4 separate regions of the Homo sapiens genome follow, and all the other regions are linked to region 1. A link is a contact called in ENCODE Hi-C or POLR2A ChIA-PET data. All regions are on one chromosome and are shown on one strand. The core of a region is the stretch at or near the end of the contact, and the rest is flanking DNA. Distances in the headings are between cores, read along the strand shown. Region 1 holds the start of LINC01258 (long intergenic non-protein coding RNA 1258). Region 2 holds the start of TMEM156 (transmembrane protein 156). Region 3 has its middle 180 kb from the start of LINC02513. Region 4 holds the start of TLR1 (toll like receptor 1).

Region 1 (4,652 bases), core at 718-3,217:
AAGGAAGGTGATATTAGCAATGGGGTAAACTGGGTGACAGAGTGTACTGTACACGGGAACTCTATACTATCTTCTCAATTTTCCTGTGAATCTATCACTGTTCTAAAAAGTAAAGTTTATTAAAAAAAAAAAAAAAAGTTTGAGCTCTCACTTTCCCCTCCCCACATCTTATGTTTAGGGCCTGTTATGGGTTGAATTATTTACCCCCAAAATGCATATGTCCAAGTCCTAACACCTAGGACCTCAGTATGACTTTATTTGGAGGTGAGGTCTTTACAGAGGCAATCAAGTGAAAGTGGGGTCATTAGAGTGAGCCCTAATCCATTATGACTAGTGTCCTTATAAAAAAGAGCTATGCACAGAGGGAAGACACAGAGAGAAGATGGGCATCTACAAGGCCAAAGGGAGAGGCCTAGAACAAATCTTTCCTTCACAACCTGCAGAAGGACTCTGACAACATTTTGATCTGGTCTTCCAGACACCAGAACTGGGAGATGATAAATTTCTGTTGTTTAAGCCACCTGGTTCGTGGCATTTTGTTACGGCAGTCTTTGCACGCTAATAAAGGGGCCAAAGAGGAGGGGTTCAACTCATTTGCACCAGAGCAGAAGGATATAGGAGCTGGTGCTTTGAGTTGGAAGGGGCAAAGACCTAAACCATGTAAGCTGATTTCTCAGTGTTATGAAGCGGGGTGGAGGCTTGGAGTTTCTTTGAAATCCTTGCCCCACTTACACAGGGCTTCCCAGACATTGGGGTGTTATCATGGTTACATTCTGCAAGCTGCAGCCTCAAACCCTGGAAGAATGTCTGTGACAAAGCTTGCAGATAGTAAATCAGGCCACCAGGAAAGGAGATCCCCTGGATTTCGGTGTCCCAAAGGCACCAAGAAGGATAATGACCACAAGTGATGGAGAAGGGGCCAGCCGGACACGGTGGCTCACGCCTGTAATCCCAGCACTTTGGGAGGCTGAGGTGGGCAGATCACGAGGTCAGGAGATTGAGACCATCCTGGCTAACACGGTGAAACCCCATCTCTACTAAAAATACAAAAAATTAGCCAGGAGTGGTGGCAGGAACCTGTAGTACCAGCTACTTGGGAGGCTGAGGCAGGAGAATGGCATGAATCTGGGAGGCGGAGCTTGCAGTGAGCTGATATTGCACCACTGCACTCCAGCCTGGGCGACAGGCGAGATTCTGTCTCAAAAAAAAAAAAAAAAAGGGCCTCCTCTCTCATTTTTTAAGCACCACATAAGTCCCAAGGAGCGTGTTATTATAACCTTATGAAAGAGAATGGTTTCCCTAAAATGTAATTGTGATAAGATTTTTCAACCCTTAAAAGCAAAGGCTCAGACCCACAGTTAATTGAGAAATGTGACTTTTTTTTTTTTTTTATAGAGACGGGGACTTGTTATGTTGCCCAAGCTGGTCTTGAACTCCTGGCCTCTAGCAATCTTCCCACCTTGGCCTTTCAAAATGTTGGGATTATAGGAGTGAGCCAACACATCTGGCCAGAAATGTGACATTTTTGATCCAATGGTTGGGGTTCAAATTCAAGCTTGTTAAACAAATTAAGAAAATCAAAATCACCTATAACACGTCGTCTTATACCCATAACTTTCCAGAACACAGGTTGGCTCCTACAGATAATTTTACAATAGGCAGAATGCTAGCAACATTTTATGAGCTGTGGTATGCTTTCTCTAGGCTGTCTGTGATAGGTTGCCTTCATGGAGAGTCCAAAATCAAGACTGGGACAAGGGGGCTGTTGCTTAAGGCTTGAGCCAGATGTTGGATCTCCCCAGCAAGAGCATAGGTCATTTCTGGGACCTTCCCTTTCATCCTCACCAGAGTTCAACATCCACTCTGACAGGGAAAATGCAGAGGACCTACCATGAGCACATGAAATTCTGAAGCGTAACCCATCAGGCTTCTCCTCAGCCTGGCCCTCAAGACAACTAGGTCATCACTGATTCCAGATTCTCCTTATTCCAGACTCCACCCCCTGCAGTGTTCTACGTCTTCTGAAAGGGCCGGTGCAGGGCGCCCATGACTTGTCATTTTTCCTAGGTCAGCACATCCTTGTTCTCACCACTGGAAGTCAAGGCTGAAAAATCTGATTTGGTTCACCTGGCTTACTGGCACTATTTACTGGTGTGCACAGCAGATTTGATTTATGATAAGTCTGTTGAAAATGTCACTTTGGGGCTTTGAGGTGTGGTGGGGGTCGGGGGTGGATGCTGCATTTTGTTTTGGAAAAGAGGGCAGGACTTTTGCCTATGCTTTTCAAATAGGAGGAAAAATTAAGTTCACGGTTTGATTCCTAAAGAATCAAAAAGTGGAGCTAGATAAAAATCATACCAATAGGCAATTGGGAGATCCCAAGCCTTTTTCTTTTCCAGGAGAAACTTGAGTTTGAGTTTTCAAAATGAACGAAATATTTCCAAGGAAGTAAAAGTGGGCCTCCTTTGCCGGCCATCCCTCTTCCCCCATACCCTCTTCCTCTTTTCTCCTCCCTTCCTTCCCCTTTTCTTTTTTCATCTGCCCTTCAGTCACCATCTGTACTACTGTAGGAAATGGGAAAAAGACCTACGCTAAATCAGCATCCTACTCTACCTCTTACAAAGTCAGGAAAATATCTTTTTAAAAAAATGTTTGAAATTAATGCGCACCTATCCAGATCTCTGTTTGAACAAGGGCTGTCATTTCTGATAAAGGCACGGTTTTCCGAGATCGTGGAGAGCCCAAGTGTGGAGCTTTAAGAACCCTGACAACCACCAGTCTTGTTTCGGGTCATGAGTGCACCATTGGTTACCCTGATGTTGAGTCAGCATTCTCCAGACCACATAAAGGTCAGGTCTATCTTCACAAAGTGAAAGTGCTGAATTATATCGAAACCATAGAAAAAAAAATAAGCCAACCCTGCCTCGAGTCTCTAAGTCTCTGCTCCGACAGTTTTGTTTTTATCTGGAATTACAGTAAACTCATTTCGGCATGGTTGCGGCATGTGGTATTCTGAGTAACTGACTCTTCTACCTAATTGCAAGTTGCCACATACTCTCTACAGCCCTTCTTCCTTTCCCTGCGCCAGCTCCTCTGTCAGTTTCACCCGCTTGGCTGGGTCCAGACTTGTCTCCTTTTCTAGGTGGGGCAATAGATCAGTGGCCTGGGATACACCATGGTAGGTGGGACTTCAGAATTCAGGCACAGGCCAGGCGCACTGGCTTACACTTATAATTCCAGCACTTTGGGAGGCCAAGGCTGGCAGATCACTTGAGGTCAGGAGTTCAAGACCAGCCTGGCCAACATGGTGATACCTCACCTTACTAAAAATTCAAAAATTAGCTGGGCGTGGTGGCGGGTGCCTGTAATCCCAGCTACTCAAAAGGCTGAGGCAGGAGAATCGCTTGACTCCAGGAGGCGGTGGTTGCAGTAAGCCAAGATCGTGCCACTGCACTCCAGCCTGGGTGACAGGTCAACTCTGTCTCAAAAAAAAAAAAGAAGAGTTTAGGCACAAAGTCAACCAGAGTTGGACTGTGTGCATCCTGGGAGTCCTGGAGCCCCTTGGGGAACTCCTGCCCACCCTGTGTTGGGGGCAAAGAGTCAGGAAGGTTTGTGCTCAGATTCTGCCTCTGCTATGGCCTCTGATTACTCTGTGACCGCTGGCAAATTGTGACCTTACCTGTAAAGTGGGGACACTAATACCCCCTCACAGGACTGTTGAAAGAACTGGAGATGATGCATGTAAAATCATTTGGCACAGAGTAGGTGATCAGTGAATGTTGGTTCTTTTCTTGTGTCCTCATCCCCCACATCACAGCCTGCTCAATAATCCGGAGCCATGTCCCAATCTCTCTTCCTCCTTCTAGGATGGTCTCTCCCCGCCTTGGTGCCTATCTCCTCTGAAGGAGGGTGAGCTTCTCCTCCCACTGGGCTGTACAGCTCACCTGGCTGCACTGGCTGCTGAGCTTGGGGCCACAGATTAGTATCCTGGCTGGTTCCCAATGGCTGAATTACACTCACTAATGCCAATTGGTGCCGATGCTGGTCTTAACTTTGCCTGAGTATGCACTGTCCTTTGACCACTATGCCTCAGGCCACCGGGCCTCCTTCCCCAGCCTGGCCTCTGCAGCCCGAGCAGAGCCTCAGGTCACTCCCCATGCTCAGAGGAGCCCCGCATCTCATCTCCCTCGCTCCCTGCCCACCCACCTCCCTGCTGCAGTTCCTGCCTTTGTGCCAAGACCTGCTCCCGTTATGTCACGTGCCCTCCATGGATGGCTAATTTGCAAAGAATCAAAACTCAGAAAACGCATTTATAACTTAACCATATTGAGTCTAACTGTCTCTTTGATCATTTCAAAGGCAACTCAGGACCTTAAAAAGCCTCAGAATTGGCTTCCTAAGCACCAAGCCTTCTGGAAAATGGAAAATACAGGAGTAGGTTTAGGAGAATAATCTGAATGGTACTGGTCCCAAGACACCCCTGAAAATTAGGTGACTTTAAGCAAATTGCTTAATGTCTCTAAGCCTCAGTTTTCTTATCTGAAAGGAAGACAATTATACTTGACTCATGAGGTCTAAGGATCATGTAAATAAAAGGACTTGGTTAATTTTAAAATTCCTGATCTCAGCTTGATGTTTCTATTTTCATAAAA
Region 2 (4,652 bases), core at 1,215-3,714, 510 kb after region 1:
TATGGCAGCTCTGTGCAAAATTCCTTCTACCACTAAATAATGTAAAAGAAGACAGTGGTTTTTGAACATTTTTGTTTGTTGGCCCCAAGTAGGGTTCCTTTGAAACAAAATTCCCCAATAAATCCACCTGAGTGTGGTGGTATGTGCCTGTAGTCCCAGCTGCTTGGGGACTGAGGCAGGAGGATTGCTTGAGCCCAGGAGTCAGCCTAGGCAACACAGCAAGACCCTGTCTCTTAAAAAAAAAAAAACAACCCATCAACCCAGAAAGAGTTTGGAGCATTATCTATGCTGTTCTTGGACCAGGAGAAGAGAAACAGCCATTTTAAGTTTGGGAAGGCAGTAAAGGTAGTATTGGGAGCTGATATAACCAGTTTTGAAAGCAAGAGAACAAACATCATTATAAATGATGGTTGACTATTGACAAGATGAAGAAGAACTGACACATTACTATTAGGCCAAGGAAGTTTGGCTAAGATGGATTTTATAAGAGCTCTTTCTTCTACCTACCAATAGAAGGGGCTCCCATCTGTCCCCCACTAAGAATTTCTCTGTGCTTCATCTATCTTCTTTCTGCTCACCACTGCCCCAGAAGGCCATGCTTCTCACTTTGAGAAACAAAAACTAAAAGAACTACATGTCTGCCCCAAAATGAAAACCTTTAACATGCTCCTGTAGTCACCAGTTCTCATAAAATACTAACCAATAGTTAATTAAGTCATTTTTGGGATGATTACCTGGTTTTTATTAGATCCAACCTGATTTTTAAGAGGTGCTAGGTGTAGATCGATAGCTAGCTAGCTAGCTAGATAGATATATAGATAGAACCTACTCCGGATAACTATTAAATGAGCTTACTCTCAGCCCACAATATCTTAAAAATAGATTATCTTTATTCTAACTATTCTCTTTATAACACATTTTCACCCAGTGGAATCAAGCACTGAAAATATGTGCTATGATTGCTTCATCTAAGTAACATAATGCCAGAAAACCAAATTGTAGTCATAGTGTTTATTTAGCAAAAATATTTTTAACTCGCTACTTAGCATCATGTAAATGCAACATCAAATAATCACTGAAATATGTCATCAAATATAATTAGCAAAAATATTTTTATCTGGCTATTTAGCATTACATATATGCAACAATAAATATTCATTGCAGCAAATAATCAAATATGAGTTTTTCTCTGATTTTAATCAAATTCATATAAAGACTATTTAATGATAGAATACAGCCTTTTCTTTTCACCTTTTCTTCTTATTAAATGCTAGGGAGCACAATTACCATTTGAACCTCACATTAATAAATTTTCAAGTCCTTTGCTAACATCAAAATAGTTTAAATTTATACCTATTTATTTTCCTAATCTAGGTTTCAGCAATTATATCACAATTTTCTGAAACGTTCACAAAGTTAATTTTGTTCCATTTTTCTCCAGTTACAAATACATACACATACATCTGTTTAAATTTCCACTCACCTTATTTTGATTGTATTTTCAAAATATATAAACGCTTTTTCTTGTCAAAAGGTGACGGTAAGTTATCTGTGTGAAATAGTTGTAGTAAAGGGAATTCTAGCATTTTTAACACAATAAATATCACTTTCTTCATTAAAGAATTCCAAAATGTAAAAAGCATACTTAAAGCTGCTTTGGGCCAGGCACAGTGGCACAAGCCTGTAATCTCAGCATTTTGGGAGGCCGAGGTGGGTGGATCACAAGGTCAGGAGTTCAAGACCAGTTTGGCCAACATGGTGAAACCGTGTCTCTACTAAAAATACAAAAATTAGCCAGGCATGGTGGTGGGCGCCTGTAATCCCAGCTACTCGGAGGCTGAGGCAGGAGAATTGCTTGAATCCGGCAGGCAGAGGTTGCAGTGAGCCAAGATTAGGCCATTGCACTCCAGCCTGAGCGACAGAGACTCCATCTCAAAAAAAAAAAATAAAAAATAAAAAAATAAAAAAAAACTGCTTTGAAGAAAGTGTTTCAAAGAGCAAAATCATGATGCAATTATTGTAATCTCAATGTCTGAAATCTAGACTACAGATTTTAAATATTTTCATTTTTAGGTATGCTATGATAATTAAGTACTATGAATTAGGTTACTGTACTATATAACAGTCAACTAAAATTGCAATCTTGTTTTATTAGTTTTTCAGATCTAGAACTTCAGCCTATGCAGCATGTGTCCAAAAAGAGGATCTTTTCTGTAACCACTAGCTGACACTAATTTTTTTAAATTAAGAAAGGAAAGCTAGATTACAATTATATACTCACCTTTCGGTGTCTTGAAATATTCCGGCAAAATTAAAATGAATGTGATCACTATTGCCACAAATAATTTAAGGAGGGCTGTTTTTGTCATGTCTCTTCACATGACACAAATGTGTTCCCTTGCAGTACATTCATGGTATGTTGCTTCCTGCTTTAAGTTTATCTCTGCAGCACTTTAGGTTAATGCAGTTCACCTCATACTCACTTCCTTTTGAGTAAGACTTAAAAAAAAAAAAAGGTCTTGAACTGAGACTTCACTTTTGAGTCACTTCCCATTAAAAAAAAAAACTACCCCCCAAATAAGCACTTTCAGACCATTTATTTGTCTTTCTAAGCAAGAAAGGTAAATAAATGATCTCAAGAAGCAAGGGGATCTTCTCCCCACCCAATTTATAAATATAAACCCACAGTATACTCACAAAAATAAAACGGTGGGCTGGGCGAAGTGGCTCACATCTGTAATCCCAGCACTTTGGGAGGCCAAGGCAGAAGGATCACTTGAGTTCAGGAGTTTGAGTCCAGACTGGTCAATAGAGCAAGCCCTCCTCTCTACAAAAATAATTTTAATATAGCTAGGTGTGGTGGTGCACTCCTGTAGTCCCAGCTACTCAGGAAGCTGAGGATCACTTGAACCCAGAAATTTGAGACTGCAGTGAGCCATGACAGGCCACTGCACTCCAGCCTGGGTGACAGAGTGAGATCCCTTCTCAAGAGAGAAAGAAATAAAAGGGTGAATGTCAGTCATGTCTAGGTTGCATGCACATGACTCATTCATTTACTTATTAAATGATTGTCGATCCTGTTTGGTGCCAGGTGCTGTGCTGAATTCTGGTGTTCAGAAAATAGTACATCTAGAAGATAGAAACATTTTAACCATTGCCAATTTAAAAGGAAAAAAAAGTATTGTTTAATTTGCATTTGTTTGGTTGACAGTAATTCTAAAGATTTTTAATATTTGCTGGCAATTTGAATTTCTTTTGTTAATTGCATGTTCATGTCTTTTATTGCAGCATTTATATCCTTCCTGTTGATCTATAAGACTTTTTTCTCTATTGGGAATATGAAATCTTTGCATATGTTTTGCAAACATTTTTCCCAGGTTGTCATTTGCCTTTTCATTTTGTATATGGTGGGAGTTTTTCCACCCAACTATTTTGTAACAGAGTATAAAACACGTACCTAAAAGTTTTATGCAGAGAAACACAGTTCTTCATTGTATTTCTAATATTACACGAAATAATGTATAGTTTATCAATTTAATCATTTATTCTTTTGTTTTTGTTTTTTGTTTTTTGAAACGGAGTCTCAATCTGTCTCCAGGCTGGAGTGCAGTGGTGCAATCTTGGCTCACTGCAACCTCTGCCTCCCAGATCCAAGTGATCCTCCTGCCTCAGCCTCCTGAGTAGCTGAGACTACAGGCATGCACCACCACGCCCAGCTAATGTTTTGTATTTTTAGTAGAGACGGGGTTTCACCATGTTAGCCAGGATGGTCTCGATCTATTGACCTCGTGATCTGCCCACCTCAGCCTCCCAAAGTGCTGCAGTTACAGGCGTGAGCCACCAAGCCCGGTCTCATTTATTCTTAAATACAAAGTTTACTTGCAGCCTGATTTTGGCTTCCTGAAATGCACCAAAACTCGGTCATCTCCCTTGAAGTGGCAACATCTGACTCTCTAACATCCTGTTAGGGTTGATGATAATACTAATGGCCCACATCTCCATAGTTTTGTTTTACAATTTCCAAAGCACTTTTACAAATATTAGATTATTTTTTAAAAACACAAATATTAGATTATAAAGGGGATTCTAGGAACTGCTAGAAATGGCTACAAATCTGCAATTACTTACCCACTGCAAGCTTCTCCTTCCTATTTCAATGAAGGAATAAGAGATTAACGAATCTCAAACACAAGAGGTTGTTGCTACTACGCTAGTGTTTAACTTTCCTAAGTCTTATATTTCATATCTGAGATCCAGGTTCTCAAAAATACTTTAATGTGTTTCTATTTCTAATCAAGACCAAACGTCTTAATTAAATAATTATGCATTCTGTGTTAGATACAAATGTTTAAAATTGAGAGGATCTTTTATATCAAGGAGGTGCTCTACCCTAGGAAAGCAAAAGCAATATACTTTTTAGAAAATTATAAATAGCAGCCTTAAAAAGGATAGTTTAAATTTAACTTCTACATATTTATTAATATACGAAATATACGCTTTTATATACTTTATATGAGTAATTTTTTTTCCTAGTTGAAACTGTCCTCTATCCCTTCACTATATTCTGTGGAAAGGTCTTTATTGGATCAACAGCAGCAGCAACAATCGATGGCATTTACTGAACATTTACTATGTGCTACTGCAGTGTTGAA
Region 3 (4,652 bases), core at 1,535-4,034, 330 kb before region 1:
CATTGTAAGTTGAGGAGCATCTGTACATCTGCAATGACCCTATTTCCAAATAAGGTCACCGTCTGAGCTACTGGGGGTTAGGACTTCAACATATGAATGTTAGGGGGATACAGTCCCACCTGTAACACTCCCTGTAGCCCTTCTCTGTCGCTGGCTGAAACCAGCTGGTTGACATGTGGACATCCACCTTCTCGCTTCTGGCATAGGGACTCACAACCCTGGGTACAAAATGGAAATCACCTGGAAGATTTTGAAAGAAATACCCAAGATGCCCAGTGGGATTTTCCCTAGCATGTGCAGGGTCCTCGGTACACATTGTTTGCTGGGGCACTTATCTATAAAAATAAGCTGACTAGAAAATGCATGACAAAATTTATGGGCCCATATGAGGTACAGTGATGCATTGAAGAAAAATTAGAATGGGTAGAAGAGAGTTACTTATGATTTATGTATTGTCCAGTTAGTGCACATAGAGATTCTTCGCGGGGTTTAGACAGAATCTCTTCCTGTTCTTTATCATCAAATGTACCATTCCTGATTAATTTCATATCTCCTACTGTAAGAGAAAGATAGCAACACTGTTATTACAATGCCAGGGCTCTTCAGAACAGTTTGTATTGAAAGAATAGATTTTGTTTCTGCTTTGCCTCAATACTGTTAATTTGAGGGTTGTTTCATTGTTAAGGGTCAACTGTCTCATCTGGTGTGTTCGATGTGATTATCAGCTCTCAATGGTCTGTTAAAGGTGCTTTCCCCTTGGTGAACAGAAAATGCAAGTCTTTCCCAGTATGCAAGAAAGTGTGAAGGATAATTCTTTTTTGGTGATGTGAAACTTACTCTTTAAAGTTTTCTAGCACAAACGTAGGATACTGTTATGGTTTGGCTGTGTCCCCACCCAAATCTCATCTTGAATTGTAGCTCCCGTAATTCCCATGTGTTGTGGGAGGGACCCTGTGGGAGATAATTGAATCATGGGGGCGGGTCTTTCCCATGCTATTCTCATGATAGTGAATAAGTTTCATGAGATCTGATGGTTTTATAAAGGGGAGTTTTCCTGCACAAGCTCTCTTTGCCTGCCGCCATCCATATAAGACTTGACTTGCTCCTCCTTGCCTTCCACCATGATTGTGAGGCCTCTCCAACCACGTGGAACTGCAAGTCCATTAAATCTCTTTCCTTTATAAACTACCCAGTCTCGGGTATGTCTTTATTAGCAGCATGAGAACAGACTAATACAGATACCTTCCAACCATGTTCTGAATCCACCAGGCAGTAATTACTACCTTCCTGAAATGTGGTATATTTCCATAGGGACTGCATTCCTGCCTGCCAGGCAGTGCCACCAGCCTGTAGGGTAGTGGCTTGTGGAAAGAGTGAGAAGAGCAGGCCTCTTCCTGCAACTGTCTACCCTCATCAGGCACGGCCTGAGACCGACAGCGACTGCGGGACATCACTGCATCTGTGGGAGATGAGAGGACAATGACCCGCAGGGTCTGTTTGCCTTTAGGAGCAATGGACTGGACAGCCACCCTGGGAAGACTGTGGAGCCTGCAGCAGGTGTGGGTGGCTGGCCTGGGTGGCCGCAATCAGGCGTGCACAGCTAATGTCGCAGCCCCTACTGCTCAGTGTGGAGGACCTTAGGAGGATCCCAGCATGGAGGGCGAGAGCCATGCACAACCCACACATGTGACTCAAGTGGGGTCTGCGGTGGATGGTCTGTAGCCAGGGCCCTGAACATGCCCTATACGCCATGTGAGTGAATTGCCCCAAATCAGCACCACTGGTGGCCTCACCTCTCATGCAAGAAACATTGCTCTGGGCAGTGGGAGTGGCCCAGGCCACCCTCCTAGTCGTGACGATTGCAAAGGCACGAGTCACCAAGCTCTGTGGGTACCTGCATCCTGATCCTTGCTCAGGGTGCCCCCGGGGACGATTCTGACAGTTCCTGCAGGTGTAGGCACGGATGTGCAACCTGGAAAATTTCAAGGAAGGTGCCCCAGGGCACAGGCCAGGATAGGCTGGCTCCCTTCCCGGGTCTAAGGGCCATTCTGCTGCCCAGCCGCAAACCCGGAAGATTCTGATCTATGGGGCTGGGGCGTGGCTCCCCCACCATAGGTATAAAAACCTCCTCAGGTGACTCTCCCGTGCAGCCAGGTTGAGAACCACAGTGACCTCGCTCACTGACTCACAAATTTGTTGGCACATTGGAATCACCAGGGAGGTTTAATACATTCTAAGCCTGGATGCCACTCCCTGAGTTTTGACTTAATTGGTCTGGGGTGTAACCTAGCATTGGGATTGGAGAATCAATGACCTCTCATTTGAGGTGGTTTTTTAAAACCTCCAGTGGTGCCCTACATCTGATTGGCTATCAGTTGCACACTTAGCTTGGAAGGCCCCTGGATGCTGGTTTTGTGGGAGAGATTCCCCTTGCCCACTCTTTCATTGCCTGATTGGCTTCCCTGACCCCACAGGTGGCATCTTCCTCAAGTCAACCAGCGTGGTAGTCAGAGAGGGCTAACAGGAATGGGGAAAAACTTTCAACCTCCAGAGGAGTGGAAATACTGGGACTGTGGTCACACCTGGTCAACAGTCCTAAATATGAGTGTGAAAAGTCACTTGAACATTCAGAGACAAAGCTCTGGTCTCTGGTCACCACCCCTCTTTTTTTTTGAGCCAGAGTCTTGCTCTGACACCCAGGCTGGAGTGCAGTGGCAAGATACTGCTCACTGCAGCCTCGACCTCCTGGGCTCAAGCAATCCTCCTACCTCAGCCTTCTGAGTCACTGGAACTACAGGCGTGAGTCACTGAGCCTGGCTCTCCAACCCCTTTTAGAGGCTTTTTAGTTCTCAGGCTGCAGTGTAAACTGACTTTCTCTGACCCCAGGGATGAGTCAGGCAAATGTGAAGCCAAGGGGTCAACATGGAGCTGCTTCTTCCGTGGAGTATCAATTTTATTTGACAATGTACATTTGGAAAGTCAAGTAAACTTACTGACTAGAAATGCACAACCTTATTTTAATATCATAATACATGAGAATATTGTAAACCATGATGCATAACTTGCATAATTAAAAATGAAAATCAATTATTTTTATTTTTACTTTTAGATACAGGTTCTTGTTCCATCACCCAGGCTGAAGTGCAGTGGTGGAATCCATAGCTCACTGCAGCTGCAAACTCGTGGCCTCAAGCAATCCTCTTGCCTTGGGCTCCCAAAGTGCTGGGATTATAATCATGAGCCAACACACCTGGCCAGTCTAAGACATTTTATGCTTGCACTGGATGTTTCAGAACAGGCATCCCCATTCCCCATTTATCTTGTATTAAGAGTTGTTTGTTAAAAAAGCTTGAGACCCACTGGAACTAGTAGGTTCAACCTATTTCTCTGTGATCTAAATGAATTCGCATAGGATTTTTCTCTGCTGGGGATGTTCTTCCCTCACTTGGTTACCTGATGAACTCCCATTTGCCCCTCAAAGCCCGCCTTAGATTTCTAGCATACCTTTCTTCTCCTGTCAGTGAGAGGTTATCACCACCTACTCTGTACTGTGCTTAGTACATATCTGCGTTTATGCTTATTCCGCATTGGTGTAATTTATTTGTTTATGTGTCTATTTCATCTATAAGACTAGATACTCTTTGAGGGCAGGAATTACATTTCATACATTGTTCTTCCTCATCTTAGCACCAGGCCTGGCATAGAGCAGATCTCAACAAGAGTTAGTTGATTAAAAGCCATGTTTTTCTTTACTTCTTAAAGAATAACTGAAAAATCCCAAACGCTCCAAATTGCTGCTAGTTGAAATTCAAAAGGAGATCGTTTTGGTGCTTTTTTCTGAGTCAGCTGTGTGACTCTGAGTATGCCCAGAAAACACAGGAGTTGCCCTGGCAGGGGGGTTGGTTATAGAGGGGTTGTCACTAGATCCTGGCCCCTTGGGGAAAGGGAGAGAGGAGGACATTGAAGAAGGGACAGTCCAGCAGCTGGCCCAGCTGTGGGGCCTGTGGTCTCCCCTCCTCTGCCCCCTCCCGTGCTCTTTGGATAGCCTTGTACTTACAGCCACTTGGACAAGCCTTAGCATTGTTTGCCTCTAGTGTAGGGTCAGAGGCCTTGTAGGAATGGCATGATTCTGCTTCCTTAAATAGTGACTTGGGAATGAAATGAGTAACCATGTCTTTAATTAGCCATACCCCAGAGGCCCGTAGGGGGTTGGTAAATGGTGGGCTTCCAGCCAAGATCAGCACTATGTGGCTGGTATTCGGTCCAGGGAGGCTTAGGGGGATGTTTTATTGGCCTCTCTCCCTCCAGTTGTCCTGTCAGCCCCTGATCCATGCTGTCGCCCTTTCAGCACGATGGGCTTCTCAAGACTGACAGAGGAAAGAAGGGAGGAGAGAGGCTAACCCAGTCTGCACATCTGTTAGGTTGGTGCAAACGTTAATTGTGGTTTTTGCCATTACTCGATTTTGCATTTACTTTTACATCAACCTTATATAATATCATGGGCCAGCCTCTGTGCCCAACACTGAGAAGGGCAAAATCAAAGGACTTTAGAGAAGGACTAAAATGTAACCCAACAAAAACATATAGTCCCAGAGCAGTCAAAGAAAGAGGGAGTGAAAGATATTTCAGAAAAACTTAAGTTCTTTGCTCTT
Region 4 (4,652 bases), core at 1,614-4,113, 280 kb after region 1:
GGCTCACGCCTGTAATTCCAGCACTTCGGGAGGCTGAGATAGGTGGATCACTTGAGGTCGGGAGTTTGAGACTAGTCTGGCCAGCATGGTGAAACCCTGTCTCTACTAAAAATACAAAAATTAGCCGGGCGTGATGGCAGGTGCCTGTAATCCCAGCTACTGGGGAAGCTGAGGCAGGAGAATTGCTTGAACCCAGGAGGCAGAGGTTGCAGTGAGCCAAGATCATGCCATTGCACTCCAGCCTGGGCAACAGGGCTAGACTCTGTCTCAAAAACAAACAAACAAAAACAAAAAAACAGTCTCTCTAGAATAATAATTGTTTGCAGCCAGCATCAGGGAAAGTCAGTCTCCTAATAGATAGAAAACACACCTGAAGCTGGTGGTTAGCAGACTCCTGACAAACTCTCAGGAGCTGGGCAAGCAGGCTTGAGCATGCATACCAAGAGGCAAAATGGCGGACTTCAACGGGTATGTGACCTTCCTCTAGGAAGACTTGTCTGGCAAGGGAAAAATGTCTCCAATGAGCATGTACACAACTTCAGTAAACACAGTGTGTGTGCAGCCCATCCCAAGGGCTGGCAGGCCACTGCACATGCAGACAGCCCACCCCAAGGGAAGAATCAGGGGAGAAGAGACGCAAGACTCCAGAAGCCTGCCAACAAATAAGCCCCAAGTAATAGGTTAAACTGGGCACTTGGATCTCTCAAGTTGCCCACTTGGCCCTCCTCCAAGTGTACTTTATTTCCTTTCGTTCCTGATCTAAAACTTCTTAATAAACTCTCTGTAAGGAATATGGCTGTGCTTTGGTCAAGGATAGGCCAAGGTAAACATCCAGAGTGACTCAGCGAGTTTAGAGCGCAGGCGTATAACTCACTTTTTATCATAGCCATGTAGACATAACATAGAGAAGCTTACCATAGCCATAACATAGGGAAGGTTCATCCCTTGGCTCTAAGCCACTATTGTCCGTAAATGGTATAATTGCCCTGCTGACGCTGTACAGGTGCATTGGCAGCCAGAGAAAGAGAGAGAGAGAGAGCCAAAGCTGTCCATCTTTGCAGATGGACTGAGGGGAGCCAGGACACAGCTCGGCTTGCTTGTACCCAGAGAGAGAAAGAGTTAAGCTGCTGACCCTGAGGGCAAGGGAGAGCCGGACGCACAGTTGTGTGTGGAAGCTGCCGAACTAAGCAGCCAGGACAAGGCGGACAGTCTGAGAGAACTACTGTAAGTAAGCTGCTAATGAGAGCTGTTGCTGAATAAAATCACCTTTCACCTGCCTACGGCCCCCTGAGTGTTCTTTCAGCTATCTGCTCATCCACCCCCTCCCCTCAGACCTCAGTATGGGCTGGAACCTGGCCCTGGGCGTGACACTCTCTCTCTTACTCTAAAACTTGCCTCGGTCTCTCACTCTGCCTTATGCCCCTCACACAAATTCTTTCCACTGAGGAGGCAAGAATTAAGTTTCTACGACCCATATGGATTCACCACTGCTAACGCAAGCATTTAATGAAAGCATAGCTTCAGTTTTATGTCGAGCTAAATTAATTGACTCAAATATCTTCTATTTGCCTAACCTCCATCTTGCCCTTTCATTTAAAGTCATTAATTTTAAGTACTCAGTTTATGAAACCATTCTTATTTCTATAATTAAGAAATCAAAATGTTATACACAGGAATAACTGATTTTTAATACTTCCAGGATCTTTGAATTTTATATACCAAACTTGCTAAATCCATGAAAATCAATGTCTCAGTTTCCTAGACCAAAGAATTTTTTGATCAACGTCTTAATGACCATGACTGAGCCTCATCTATTTTAGAACCTTTAAACTCTTTTACTATCCAAAAAATAAGCTGAGCAGAAAAGGATGCTTTAATTTGAAAGTGTAAAATGCCTCTAGGTGAGCTTCTGTGAATTTTCATTATTATGATAGGTTTAGCCTCACATTATATGATACAATGAATCAATACATTTAATTTGTCTTCTTTTGGAGACTTTGGAGGCATCAAATCAAGGCTTTGACTGGTCTTAATGGACAATACCCATACAATCTATCTGGCCCATTAAGTTTAGTCCTGTAAATATTTACTAAGGGCCTTCTCTGCACAAGACCAAATAGCTATTAACCAAAGGTTAAAAGAATCTGAGACAGTTCAAGAACTGTTCTGCTTTGCTTTCTATGCGGTTTTGTGAACTCTTGCTTTGTTATAAAACAAATTCACTTTCAAGTCTTTTGACCAAATTGGATGTAGCCTGGGAAACATTTTCAAAACCTGCAATTCTACCTCACGTCTAGCTCCCCAGAACAGTGTTAGTGGCCTGAGAAACAGAAGGACTAGCTAGTGGGAAGGCCCCAGAGAGAAAAACTGAAACAAACCTGGCCACAAAAACAGAAGAGCTGAACAGCAGCATTGCCTCCGGGAGTAACTGACTTATATCTCATTTTCTTTAACACTGAGAAGAGAATACAAATGGCGGGATTAGGTGAAGAGAAATGCTGTCAAAATCAACAACTAGCAGCTGCTCTGGAAGAAAACCAGAAGACGTGTGTGACCCAAATATTCATTTCCCAACTCAAAAATATTTCCTATAAGCAAATCACACACGAGGTGTTATTCCCAGAGGAGTGTGGGGACTTTCTCTGATTTAGGACTCAGAACTGATACACAAATGCCAGTACAAACTACACAGTAACTATATACATATCAGAAATATAACCCACTTAGAAAAACACCCAGGACTTACACAGATTTTTGAGACTTCTGTACTTAATAACTAGCTATACAATTATTTTCTTTTACAAAAGAAAAGAATGTGTTGCTTACCAAGACAACCTGCTTGTCTGTTCCATTTGGCAGTCTGTAAGAAATTCAAGCACTTCCTTGAATTTATTTCACTGTTAACCACATTTGGTGTTGAAAACAAAACAAAACAAAAAGGCTGTTTTATGCCACCTACCGAATTCCACTGGAATTACATTACATAGTTAAGAATAAACTTATTTTCTCTTATTCATATGTAGCATAGTCTGTGGGTTACCTGATAGGCCTGTATTAAAATAGAATCACGTTTCTATGGTTCCAAATTTCACTACAGTCAGTTTACTATTGTCTACACTGATGAAGTAAATGAGGTAATGTTAATAATCCACAGATCATAATTGGCTGAATTCAAAATGCTTACCGTGGTGGCTATGCTTGGCAGAAGTGTGCGTCTGGGTGTGTTTCGGCTGCTTTGTTTTTCCTCTTGCCTTTTCATCCATCCACTATTAAAAGTGGAAAGAGGGAGGGGTCGAGATTAAAGTTTTGCTGAAGCACACTCGTAAAGAGGGAAGATCATTCATGTGCTGGTTACAGGATGGATGTTAATCACGTCTTTTTTGACAAGTTGATTTTCAGAGAAAATTTGGTGCTGAATTTTTTTCCACTGATCTTTTCAAGCTTTCTTCAAAACATATTTTTGTAAACCCTAAGTGAAAAATATGCTAAGAAGAAAAGAGATTCTTAGCGTGTTTTTCACATAGGGTTTATAAAAATCCTGGGGTTTGTTGACAGCATGTTCAAGGAAGACATTCTGATAGCTCTACTCTTGCCTTTTCCAGTAATGACAACAACAAAATAACAACACAATAAATGGGCAAATAAAGCTATGGGATTCCAGCTGACTGCCTCTGAAGTTGATCTCAGCCTGCATGGTGTCCAGTCAAAACCGGATGTGGGGATGACAAAACTGCCTCCCTTCCTTCCCTCCACGGTTCTCTCCCGTAATCAGCTTTTCTACCACACAGCGAGCAAGGCCAACTTCCCTAAACTAAGAATGCTGAGATTCTTTTCGACTTATAATGTTCTGACTGTCTCTCTCTGTTTCCCCTTACCTCAGAATTTGTTTAATAGAGGAAATATGTTATGTCTACAGATATTTTCTGAAACTGAAAGAATGAAACCACCCACCTGCCATTTCCTCCCTGAGACCCATAACTGGACAGGAGGGAGGTGTCTTTGACTAAGAATTTAGTTCCTGGCTCCCAAAGGCATTGACTTTGTGAATCCAGGCTGAGGGAGCAATGCCCAGGGGAGGGAAGTGGGCAGGGCAGTAAGGGAAGCTTCTCAGCACTCTGAATTCCTGTTTTTCCCCACAGACTCATCCCCACTACTCCCAGTTGTGTACATGATTACAAGTGTGTGTGTCTCTGCCCACCCCTAGCCCATACCTGGGCATTTCTTTTTGGATTCAGGGCAGTAAAAATATGCTGTCAATTAGATGTAATCTGTAGTTAGTTGTGTTTTTTTTTAACAAAACCTTATTGATATATAATTCACAAACCATAAAAAATTTCACCTTCCATAAAAAATTTCACAAACGATAAAAAATACACCCGTTTAAAGTGTATAATTCAGGCCGGGCATGGTAGCTCATGCCTACAATCCCAACACTTTGGGAGGCTGAGGCAGGCAGATCACCTGAGGTCAGGAGTTTGAGACCAGCCTAGTAGAGAAGGCGAAACCCCGTCTCTACTAAAAATAAAAAAAATTAGCCGGACGTGGTGGCACATGCCTGTGATCTCAGCTACTTAGGAGGCTGAGGCAGGAGAATCGCCTGAACCCAAGAGGCGGAGGTTGCAGTGAGCCAAGATCACACCACTGCACTCTAG

The links. A loop is a pair of places that touch in the nucleus more often than their neighbours do. ChIA-PET counts read pairs that join two places held with the same protein, here RNA polymerase II (POLR2A). Pooled maps may share reads with other maps.
Region 2: a pooled map shows a loop between it and region 1 (4-fold over the local background). The contact joins the promoter of TMEM156 here to the promoter of LINC01258 in region 1. A Hi-C loop is called at or near these places in 5 of 50 pooled maps. POLR2A ChIA-PET finds 5 or more read pairs at or near these places in 2 of 52 experiments (activated CD4-positive, alpha-beta T cell and activated T-cell).
Region 3: a loop to region 1 is called in a map with no recorded cell type, with 1.8 times the contacts of the local background. The contact joins the enhancer-like site here to the promoter of LINC01258 in region 1. A Hi-C loop is called at or near these places in 1 of 168 maps with a recorded cell type or tissue (mammary epithelial cell), 11 of 37 single-sample maps with no recorded cell type and 12 of 50 pooled maps. POLR2A ChIA-PET finds 5 or more read pairs at or near these places in 1 of 52 experiments (activated T-cell).
Region 4: a pooled map shows a loop between it and region 1 (7-fold over the local background). The contact joins the promoter of TLR1 here to the promoter of LINC01258 in region 1. A Hi-C loop is called at or near these places in 5 of 37 single-sample maps with no recorded cell type and 8 of 50 pooled maps.

What each region holds. Positions count from the first base shown.
Region 1 is chr4:38,521,213-38,525,864 of GRCh38, forward strand. It overlaps LINC01258 (long intergenic non-protein coding RNA 1258), which reads right to left and starts at 1,968. Exons shown (of 8, transcript NR_110951.1): 1 at 1,891-1,968. RefSeq lists an enhancer at 3,142-3,191.
Region 2 is chr4:39,029,945-39,034,596 of GRCh38, forward strand. TMEM156 (transmembrane protein 156) reads right to left here and starts at 2,465. Exons shown (of 7, transcript NM_024943.3): 1 at 2,282-2,465. The coding sequence starts at 2,369.
Region 3 is chr4:38,186,832-38,191,483 of GRCh38, forward strand. No RefSeq gene overlaps it. Among named protein-coding and RNA genes, the nearest start is that of LINC02513, 180 kb to the right of the region's middle. RefSeq lists enhancers at 384-553, 2,726-2,895. Within about 2 kb of position 2,785, at least 11 of the 41 ENCODE cell types and tissues checked have a DNase peak (open chromatin) inside an H3K27ac peak, as active enhancers do; they include mammary epithelial cell, where a contact is called at or near this core.
Region 4 is chr4:38,801,928-38,806,579 of GRCh38, forward strand. TLR1 (toll like receptor 1) reads right to left here and starts at 2,864. Exons shown (of 4, transcript NM_003263.4): 1 at 2,827-2,864; 2 at 2,379-2,455. RefSeq lists enhancers at 2,064-2,113, 2,350-2,519, 2,386-2,555, 2,463-2,632, 2,567-2,736 and 2 more.